2 separate regions of the Homo sapiens genome follow, and region 2 is linked to region 1. The links are chromatin contacts, found by Hi-C in ENCODE. All regions are on one chromosome and are shown on one strand. The core of a region is the stretch at or near the end of the contact, and the rest is flanking DNA. Distances in the headings are between cores, read along the strand shown.

Evidence for each region. Hi-C counts contacts between places; a loop is a spot of excess contacts on that map. Pooled maps may share reads with other maps.
Region 2: a map with no recorded cell type shows a loop between it and region 1 (8-fold over the local background). The contact joins two enhancer-like sites. A Hi-C loop is called at or near these places in 2 of 37 single-sample maps with no recorded cell type and 2 of 50 pooled maps.

The regions. Positions count from the first base shown.
Region 1 is chr6:1,735,795-1,741,638 of GRCh38, forward strand. The region is part of intron 8 of GMDS (GDP-mannose 4,6-dehydratase); the gene reads right to left. Among named protein-coding and RNA genes, the nearest start is that of FOXC1, 130 kb to the left of the region's middle. RefSeq lists an enhancer at 3,872-4,211. Within about 2 kb of position 3,638, at least 2 of the 41 ENCODE cell types and tissues checked have a DNase peak (open chromatin) inside an H3K27ac peak, as active enhancers do.
Region 2 is chr6:2,936,955-2,942,798 of GRCh38, forward strand. No RefSeq gene overlaps it. Among named protein-coding and RNA genes, the nearest start is that of SERPINB6, 32 kb to the right of the region's middle. Within about 2 kb of position 3,442, at least 9 of the 41 ENCODE cell types and tissues checked have a DNase peak (open chromatin) inside an H3K27ac peak, as active enhancers do.

The DNA of each region.
Region 1 (5,844 bases), core at 2,388-4,887:
TAATAAATTTGCACAATGTCTTCATATTTGCACAGATATTTGTAAATAATGTGTTCTTATTAATTGACACCCAATTAGAGTCTATATTTCTCCAGGGCTAGGAAATCTCTTTCAATTCTCTTTGATTAGTTTGGCATTGAGAGGAAATTAGATGAGCAAATAACACATTTATAGAGCACCTAAGAGGTGTGAGGTGCTGTGCCAGCTGTTTAGGTACTTATGAAGGCAGCAGTTATTTTGAGGATCTAACAGACCCTTAGTTAAGAAGGAAAATGGGCCCGCGACCTGGTGAATTGCATCAACTGCCTATGAAATGAAATGAGGGTTGCCTCAGACCCACAGCCCAGCATGACATCAGGGCTCTATTTAGATCTTGCAGGTGCCAATAATTCAAAAGTCTGTTGCTCCAACAAAGGCACTACAACATCACCTTATGTTGTAGTATTTTGTTTTTTAAGGGTTAAAAATCTAAGCATCTTAGAAGTTCAGAAACATAAATGATAGTAGGATTCAGATTTCCAGGAGGGAGGTAGAGAGACAGAGAGGAAGAAAGCGAGAAGAAAAAGAGAAGAAGACCTCATTTAAATGGTAACTTGAAGCTTATATGAAAAGTCCAACCTCTTTATGATGACCAAATATAATGTGAATACTCTTGAAGGTGTGAGTCCCTTTAGAGTCTCTCCAGAAAGTTCTCATGGGACTCTACGCAGGTTTTCTCAGCATGACTGCTTTTTCTAGCTCTAATGGGGATTTTGAGTGACGATGAATGAAGGTGAGTTATATTTCCATCACTCAGTGTCACAGATTTTACTCCACCTGGTCACAGCATGGACATCAAAAGAAGCTTTGGCAAGCTGCTGAGGTGGGAGTTAAATCTATCTCAGGGATCAACGGTGGCTGGTCTAAACACACCACATTGAAAGGTTAGGGAATAATACAGAGCTGCAGTGAGTTTCCTTCTCCTGACTTTGCCCCTACATAGAACCCTTAGAAGTATGGCTCATTACATGAGAGTTCTGTTCATCACCAACAACTGACTGAGTGGAGGGATGTGCTCTCCCACAGTGAGTTTGACAGTCCCAAGCTCTGCAAATTCCCGAGGAATGCATTACAGTAGCTACACTGGCTGCAGGATCCACCCCCTGGAACCTGCTGCCAGGCCTTCCTTCTCAGGAGCTGTCTTCAAGATCGGCCTCCAGAGGCTTCATGAAGCTTAGGACCCAGGGTCCAGAAATCCCATCCATCAGGAAACAGTGTCAAATGAAGGGAGCAAGGTGCATGAGCACAAAACAGCTTGTTACCTCTGCCAGGAGGATTTTAGAAATGGGTTTCTTTTCTGATGTATAACAATGTTGCCCTTGTTACTTTTACTGAAAATGTAAATTCAGTACCACAGACTACAATAACACTTTCCATGTCTGAAACATTACCCACCTCCCACAACGACAACAAGCAGCAGATGTTGGTTCTCACCTGGTTGTAGGGTACTCTTACAACTCTCTTCTCAAAATTTAACAAGATTAATGACAGAAAATTAGTCAAGACAAGTATTTGCCTGTTTGGGTTATCCTACTATCATCTTAATTGTAGGAGAAAAGTGTTTCCTTTTCACACTACATACTTAGTGGTAAGTTGATGTGAAAGGAAAAACAAAACACAGCACTAAAAAGAGCCCCAACAATGCAATGTGCTCCACACACACACAAACACACACACACACACACACAGAGATACACACACATACACACCACACACACAGATACACACACACACCACACACACAAAAATACACACACATACACACACCACACACACCACAAACACACACACAGATACACACGCACACATACATACACATACACACACCACACACACAGATATACATACACACATACATACACACACACGCACACACCACAAAGACACACCACAAACACACACACACATACACATACACATACACACACACCACACACACAGATACACATACATACACACATACATACACACACATACACACACACCACAAAGACACACCACACACACAGATACGCGCACAGATATGCACACATACACACATACATACACACGCAACCCCACACACATACACACCACACACCACACACAGATACATACACACCACACACACATACACAGATACACACATACATACACACACATACACACACACCACAAACACACCACACACACAGACACACATACACACATACACACACCACACACACACACCACATACACCACACACATACACACATACCACACACACACCACACACATACACACCACACATATACACACACACCACACACCCATACACACATACACACACAGATACACATACACACACACAGACACATACACACACACATATACACACATACACACACACATACACACACACAGATGCTATCAAAAGAAAGCAGTTGTCATAAGGCTGCCTTTCTCAATACAAATGACTGTGTAAGAATTTAAAACGTTACCTTACATTTTATCAGGACTGCATGTGGTACTGATCTGCTTCCCCGAATATCTTCTACTAACCCAAACTCAAATTAATGTGCTATTTTCTAATAAATGCAAAACAAAAATTATTCAAATTACTCAAGTGATGTCAAAGACTTCAAGAGGAAATATCTGTGTCGATTCTAAATATACAGATGGCGACACGTGTCAAGCCTTTTCGGAGAACATTACAACGGATAAATTTTAAAAACGATAACAAAAATGGGAAGAGACAGCAGAGCTTAGAATAGCAAAAGTGAGAATGTTCCAGATGCTGATTGGTGTGTCTGATACGGTACAGCCTCATGTAATATGAGGCAAGGACACAAAGCACAACAAGTAGAACTCTGAGCTAGCAGAAAGCTTTCTAGCTTAATTAATGGCAATGCTAATGAGACTAGAGAGCTTGGCTGTCCTTCACCCTCTACATCTGGCTGTTCACCAAATCCCGCTGATTCTAAGACTCAAATCAATCGCTCCTCTCCCTCTCCATGTTCTCGGCTGAATGCAGATCCTCCTCATCCTTAGCTGGACAGCTCCAACAAGCCTCTAGGGAGGAAGCATGGTGGTTTCCCTCAAGCTGTCCCCACCATATGAGAGGGAATAAGGCTAACCATGAAATCTGCGGAAATCAGGATGACAGTGGGTGTTTCTGGGAGGACTTTCTGGATAAGCTGGCTTTTGGGATATCCACTTGTGCTTAATTAAGTATTTACAGAGCACCGTCAGCTGTTGAGAGCACTGAGGATAACCTGGGAAGGAGACGATGCCCACAGGCATGAAGACCTGGGTCTGTGTTCACTGCAAATATCCTATCACAAAGTTTTTTTTGACAGCATATGAACAAGAAGGATAAAAAGTGCACATAAAGGAAAGAGGAGCGTCTTGGGTCACAACATACTCATTTCAGACCCTGGCTCTGCTACTCCCTTGCTGTGTGACCTGGGGAGAGCACTGAACTGCACTGTGCCTCAGTTTCCTTCTCAGTGCAATAGTGCCCCAGCCCTGGAAATTAAACACAGTAGGGGTGCGGCTCCTGGCATGCCTCCAGGCTCGCCCTAACCACTCCCTGCGTGCCGCGGTGAGCATGGGCTGTCTCTGTCTGTCTTGGAGCACATCCTGCCGTTCTTCTGCAATAGCATCCTGCTATAGGGGAAGACCCTGCTCCCCCGCATTCAAACAGTGGACTTTCAGTGGGGCTGCTCATCCCAGAATCCTCACACCCTGAAAACAGGCCAAGGCCTGGGATCCAGTCCCACGCTGGCCACAGCGACAGGTCTAGGGATAACTGCAGGACCCACAAGGGCCAGCCACAGTCCTTCCTCAGGATTTTTCTAGGTGGATTGTTCTTAAAGGTTCTATTCCTCTTTTGACTGTGTGAGGCTGTGTCCCCAGAAAGGCAGTCTAGACTGCCCTCTGCCATGGGGAGCAGCTGAGGGATGGAGGCAACATCCCAGGGCACTGGAGCCAAGAAGCAGAGGGGCCCTGAAGGAGCACCAGGTACCTAAGGCTACTCTGAGTTCAGTTTCAGTTCCTGAAAAACAGAAGAACTCTGACTGCTGGGAAAGTCCATTCACTTTTCTCCCTTTCCTAATATAGTACTAAACAGTTTCACTATGCTTAAGCCTTTATTAGCATAGATACTTCACACATTTAAAAAATAATTCATGCGTATCATCCTTCGCAACTTTTGGAGCATAACAGGACACTCCTAATAATAAAATGTCATGTTTGATTCCTACAGAGAACATAAACAAAAGTGCACATATTTTTTAAAGAATAAGATGTTATGCTTACATCTTATTTTTCTCATTAAACTTGTTTAAGTATAATCTGTGTTATTCACATATACAATATAAATTTGTTAAAATATGTTAGAGAGTTATTAAAAAAAGTAATTAATGAGAGTGGCAGATATTAATTTCTGCTAAACTATACGTTTTAATTAAAATTTTTGGGCCAGGTGCGGTGGCTCATGCCTGTAATCCCAGCACTTTGGGAAGCCGAGGTGGGCGGATCACTTGAGGTCAGGAGTTTGAGACCAGCCTGGCCAATATGGTAAAACCCCGTCTCTACTAAAAATACAAAAATTAGATGGGCGTGGTGGTCCATGCCTGTAATCCCAGCTACTTGGGAGGCTGAGGCAGGAGAATCACTGGAACCCAGAAGGCGGAGGTTGTAGTGAGCCAAGATCGTGCCACTGCACTCCAGCCTGGGGGACAGAGTGAGACTCCGTCTCAAAAAAAAAAAAAAAGGAGGGTTACTTAGAAGCAACATAAATTTTATATTTGAAAAGTATAAAAAAACCCTCAATTCCAAACATAATCAATCCAACAATGCATTTTTCAGTCCACAAGAGAAGAAGGCCAATTTTTTTTTTTGAAAAATGAGGTATCTTCTTTAAAAAATAAAATAGAAGGCCAAAAGAATCAACATAACCAAATTACACTTCAAAGATTATTTTATATCTTCTTGCTTCCTATCTATATGCTATTTTCCAACTCCCCATATTATACGTAAAATTTGAAAAAGATCTTATTTTTGCCTTAATTTTCTATAATTAATGTCATTAGTTTCCTGCACAAAGTTTTCATGCAAAACAAATTTATGTAACTCTTGGCCACGAATTGTCAATATTTTTCATAAAATTGGAAGTATATTGAGACAAAATGTTCACAAAATAATTGGGCAGTATCTCTTTTTCTGAGTGTTCTTATTTTTGTTTTTAAAATTTTAATTGACACATTATAATTGTACACATTTATGGGGTACATTTTGATATTTTGACACATGTATATGTTGTATAATGATCCATTCAGGGTAGTTAGTGTATCTCTATCAGCTCATGCACATATTTCTTTCTGGTGACAACATTAAAAATTCTCTCTTCCAGCTATTTTGACATATACAATAGGTATTGTTAACCTTAGACACCCTATTGTACAACAGAATACCAGAACTTATTTCTCCTATCTTATTGTTACTTTGTACCCATTTACCATTCTCTCCCCAGCCTCTTTCCACCCATCCCTTCCTCAGCTTCTGGTAAGCACCATTCTACTCTCTGCTTCTCTATCATCTTTCTTTAGATTTCACAGGAGTGATATCATTCAGTACTTGTCATTCTGTGTCTGGCTTCTTTCACATAACATGATGAAAGAAATTTGGAAAATTTTCCAAATTTCTTTCATCTTTCTTTTAAGATGTTTTTGGCCAGGCGTGGTGGTTCATGCCTGTAATCCCAGCACTTTGGGAGGCCAAGGCGGGTGGATCACCTGAGGTCAGGAGTTCGAAGACTAGCCTGGTCAACACAATGAAACC
Region 2 (5,844 bases), core at 2,192-4,691, 1.2 Mb after region 1:
ATGTTTGCTGAGATCTGCTTCAATGTAGTGAAAATGGTTATTCTTCTTGCTTTTTTTTTTTTTTTTCTCTTTTTTTCAGTAAATGTGCTGTTTTTCGGTTTTGTTTCCTGTATGAGCTGTAACATTCTTTGTAAAGCTCTGTGGTTTTGTTTTTGAAGGTATGAAAATAGAACCAACCCATTTGTAGAGTTAAACAACTATCAGGAGCGTATGGCGTTATGTAGTTTATGACACTCACTGAATGTTTTAGAGCTTTACTCTTGAGCCGATGAGATCGCTAAGCCCACCATGAAAGAAGTAAAGGGAGGACATACCGCTTTAAAGAACTTGTAACACCACACGGGTCTGTGGCTTCATTCCCGAAGTCAGTAAGACCAATGAACCCACCAGCACAGTGTTTTTGGTGATGGTTGTTTTTAGCAACCTTAACTGTAAAAATTTCTCGTTTAAAATCATGAATTACGTGTTAAGGTTTCAACGTATGAATTTGTGGAGGGGGCTGGGCACAATTCACTGCATAGCAAATAACTGTACTTTGAGAATAACGTATATTTAAAGTTTAAATTGTGAATTTTAAAAATTCAATTTGATCTTTTCCAAACATTTTTAAAGAACGATTTGACAGTCTTAGGTCCTCTAATAAAAATCACTTGCAGTGAATTTTTAAAAAATGGACAAGTAATAGTTGTGTAGACTTTTGCAATGTTATGTTTTGATACATGCTTACATGGTAGTGAAACTGGGCAAGTTCCCTTGTTCCTCTCGGGATGTGTGATGGGGCTGATGGCTCACTTTAGTGCCCTGCTGCTCCAACTTTTAGGAGAGAATACAGACAGGTAGGCTGTGGGGCTCCAACCCTTTTGCAGTGTCTAGGGCTGAATGTTTACAACTCCTGAAGCTCCACTGGGCATGTGTTAGAGTGCTTTTTTAGTTTAGCTATCCATAGGTGGCTTGTGTTAACCAGTTCAATCAGACCCCTACCTTATCGCAAGGACAGAGGGCTTTCTGTATCCTGGGGTTCCTGCCTTGGTGTACCAGAAGAATCGGATCACATGTGGGCTTGGAGAATGAGTGCAAGGTAAGTCTGGCAACCTGGGCTCTCCTTCAACTGCCCCCGTCAAACTGCGTTGTTCTGCCGGTGGATGGCCTGCCTGCATGCCGGTGCCTGCTGGTGCATCCCATTCCTCTCAACTTCCAGCCGCTCGTGTGTTCCTCCACTGATGTACTCCTCTCGATATGCAGCCACCTGTGTGTCTGCCTGCTAGCGTCTCAGGGTTTTACAGGCACAGGGTAGGGGCGTGGCAGGCCAGGGTGGTCTTGAGAAGTGCAACATTGGGGCAGGAAAACAAAAATGCCTGTCCTCAACTAGGTCCGTGGGCACAGGCCCAGGGTTGGAGCCCTAGCCAGGGACCACGCCCTTCCCCCCCCCGCCATGTTATTTAAAGAGAGCACACCCTTCCATATCAGTGGAATGGCTAAAACAAGCTAATTCCCATACGCATTACCTCATCTATTTTTTTTGTGATGAGAATGTCAGAGTAGGCGGTTAGACGTGAGCAGGGCATGCACGGGCCCCCAAGAATGTTGGACATTTGTCAAGCCACAGTCACAATTATAAATCTGTCCCTCTGAAATAATGAGCAAGACAAGGAAGGGACCCCAGAGCTGTCTGGTTCTCATTGGGACCGGGATTGAAGGGCATAAAACTATCCCTCTAGGGTAATAAGTGGCCATGGCTGGCGCTGGGAATAACAGGAGTCTTGCAACAGACAGAAGACACCTGGAGTTAGCAAGGCAGTCCCAGACAAGGTTTTGAGCATGTGCAGTAATAGAAAGGTGTGAAATTTACCCGGTGTATGACTTTCCTCTAGGGGCGCTCGACCAGTAAGGGAGAATTGCATCTAATGGGCATGCGCACAACTTCAGTAACCATCCAGCGCCTACTGGGAGGGCTACTGGGCATGCAATACTTGAGGGCCAGCCCGGGAGGTGAAGAACAAAGAGTGGAGACAGCCTGGAAAAGAGTAAGGGGTATAAAAACTGTAAGCAGGCCTGGGGTGGTGGCTCACGCCTGTAGTTCCAGCACTTTGGGAGGCTGAGGCAGGTGGATCATGAAGTCAGGAGATCAAGACCATCCTGGTTTACATGGTGAAACCCTGTCTCTACTAAAAATACAAAAAATCAGCCAGGCGTGGTGGCAAGCACCTGTAGTCCCAGCTACTCGGGAGGCTGAGGCAGGAGAATCGCTTGAACCCTGGAGACAAAGGTTGCAGTCAGCTGAGATTGTACCACTGCACTCCAGCCTGGGCAATAGAGCGAGACTCCGTCCAAAAAAAAAAAAAAATCAAAGCGGAAGCAGCACTTGATTTTTGAAGTCTCCTGCTTGACCCTCTTCCAAGCCTACTTTCTCCAATGAACTTTCACATTGCTTAAAATAAATGTTCCCTTGCCTGTCTCTCATTTGAATTCTTTCCTTTTAAAAGTACAAAGTGAGAAGTGACAGCATGCTGGCAGTCCTCACAGCCCTCGGTCGCTCTGGGTGCCTCCTCTGCCTGGGCTCCCACTTTGGCGGCACTTGAGGAGCCCTTCAGCCCGCCGCTGCACTGTTGGAGTCCGTTTCTGGGCTGGCCACGCAAGGCCGGAGCCGGCTTCCTCAGCTTGCAGGGAGGTGTGCAGAGAGAGGCGCCAGCGGGAACTGGGGCTGTGCGCGGCGCTTGCGGGCCAGCTGGAGTTCCGGGTGGGCGTGGGCTTGGCGGGCCCCGCACTCGGAGCAGCCGGCCGGCCATGCCGGCCTCGGGCAATGAGGGGTTTAGCACCCGGGCCAGTGGCTGCAGAGGGTGTACTGGGTTCCCCCATAGTGCCAGCCCACCAGCGCTGCGCCCTATTTCTCACTGGGCCTTAGCTGCCTTCCCGCGGGGCAGGACTTGGGACCTGCAGCCCGCCATGCCCGAGCCTCCCTGATGAACACCACCCCCTACTCCATGGCTCCCAGTCCCATCGACCACCCAAGGGCTGAAGAGTGTGGGCGCATGGCGTGGGAGTGGCAGGCAGCTCCACCTGCAGCCCCAGTACAGGATCCACTGGGTGAAGCCAGCTGGGCTCCTGAGTCTGGTGGGGACCATGGAGAACATTTGTGTCTGGCCCAGCGATTGTAAATACACCAATCGGCACTCTGTATCTAGCTCAAGGTTTGTAAACACACCAATCAGCATCCTGCATCTAGCTCAAGGTTTAGTGAATGCACCAATTGACACTCTATATCTAGCTACTCTGGTGGGGCCTTGGAGAACCTTTATGTCTAGCTCAGGGATTGTAAACGCACCAATCAGCGCCCTGTCAAAACAGACCACTTGGTTCTACCAATCAGCAGGATGTGGGTGGGGCCAGATAAAAGAATAAAAGCAGGCTGCCGGAGCTTGTAGTGGTAACCCGTTGGGGTTTTCTGTGCTGTGATAAGGTTTGTTCGTTTGCATTTGGCGTCTGCGTTGCCTTTATGAGCTGTAGCGCTCACTGCGAAAATTGTCACTTTATTTCTGAAGTGGGTGAGATGACGAGCCCGGCAGGAGGAACGAAACACTCATCTGTGAAAGTTGCAACTTCATTTCTGAAGTAGGTGAGACGACTCTGTGAAAGTTGCAACTTCATTTCTGAAGTGGGTGAGACGACGAGCCCATTAGGAGGAACGGAACACTCACTGCGAAAGTTGCAATTTCATTTCTATAGTGGGTGAGACGACGAGCCCAGTGAGAGTGAACGAACAACTCCAGGCGCGCCGCCTTAAGAGCTATAGTATTCACTGAGGGTTTGCGGTTTTATTCTTGAAGTCAGTGAAACCAAAAACCAATTTCTGGGTGTAAAAAGACCAAGGTTCTTGCAAGGTTGCTCCTCCCAAATTCCTTCAGATAGGGGAAGACACACAGTTTACAAGAACATTTTGAATCTTACTCATTTTCAAGTATATAATATATATTTTTAATTGTAGCCAACATGACTTACAATAAGTAAACTTAAAAAGATATAAGCCACCCATGTTGGGTGTGGGGGTACATGCCAGTAATCCCAGCTGCGTGGGAGGCTGAGGTGGGGTAGATTGCTGGAGTCCAGGAATTTGAGGCCAGCCTGGGCAACATAACACCCCATTTCTGAAAGTAAACAAAGCCCTAATTATGTTCATTTTCCCCCTTCATTTTCAGATTTCCCATTTTGGCCACGCTTCACATGCGACACATATAGAAGTACACAGCAGCTTCCCCCCTTACCTGCAAGGGATATGTTCAGAGATCTCCAGTGGATGCCTGAAACTATGGATAGTACTGAATCCTATATATACTGTTTTTTTCTATACATATAATAAAGTTTATAAATTAGGTACAGTAAGAGATTAAAAACTCAAAATATGAGTTAAACTCATATGCAATATAATATATGCAATAAAATTGAAATACTGTCAAACTCTGTAAAGTATTTGAAGAGATTTGTTCTGAGCCAAATGTGAGTGACCGTGGCCTCTGACACAGCCCCTGGAGATCCTGAGAACACGTGCCCAAGGTGGTGGTGGTCAGGGGGGAGCTTCTGGGTCGCAGGTGGATTCCAAGATTTTCTGGTTGAAAGTTCATCTAAAGACCTGAAATCAATAGAAGGGAGTGTGTGGGTTAAGATAAGGTGTTGTGGAGACCAAGGGTCTTATTCTGCAGATGAAGCGAGCAGGCTTCAGAGAGCATCTATTGTAAATGTCTCTTTTCAGACTCTCCTGGATCAGGAGAAAGACCCGGAAAGGGAAGGAGATTATCTACAAAAATGTAGATTTTCCCCACAAGAGGCAGCTTTGCAGGGCCATTTCAAAATATGTCAAAGAAATATGTTTTGGGGTAAAATACTTCAATTTCTTTCAGGGCCCGTTGTCTGTCATGTTGGTAGCTAATTGCTAGATAGAGTCTGTTTTGTCAGCGTTAAGGTCTGTTTTAATGTAATGCTGGTCAGCTGTGCCTGAATTCCAACGGGAGGAAGGTAGAATGAGGCATGTCTGAGCCCCTCCTCCCTATTTCACATCGTGGCCTGAACTAGTGTTTCAGGTTTACTTTCGAATGCCTTTGGCTGAGAGGAGGGGTCCATTTGGTTGGGGGGCTTAGAATTTTATTTTTGGGCCAGGCTTGGTGGTTCATGCCTATAATCCCAGCGCTTTGGGACGCTGAGGCGGGCGGATCACCTGAGGTCGGGAGTTCGAGACCAGCCTGACCAACACAGAGAAACCCTGTCTCTACTAAAAATACAAAATTATCTGGGCGTGGTGGCGCATGCCTGTAATCCCAGCTACTCGGAAGGCTGAGGCAGGAGAATCGCTTGAACCCAGGAGGCGGAGATTGCGGTGAGCCGAGATCGCGCCGTTGCACTGCAGCCTGGGCAATAAGAGTTAAGCTCCATCTCAAAAAAAAAAAAAAAAAGTATTTTATTTTTGGTTTACAATAACATACTGTAATAAAAGTTACGTAAATATAGGCCAGGCGCGGTGGCTCACGCCTGTAATCCTAGCACTTTGGGAGGCTGAGGCCGGCAGATCACTTGAGGTCAGGAGTTTGAGACCAGCCTGGTCAACATGGTAAAACCCCATCTCTACTAAAAATACAAAAATTAGCCGGGCGTGGTGGTGCACCCCTGTAATCCTAACTACTCAGGAGGCTGAGGCAGGAGAATCTCTTGAACCAGGGAGGTGGAAGTTGCAGTGAGCCAAGATCACGCTGCACTGCAGCCTGGGGGACAAGAGCGAAACTCCGTCTCAAAAAAAGTTATGTAAATATGATCTCTCTCTCTCCCTCTCTCTCTCTCACACCCACAGTGCTGTACTCA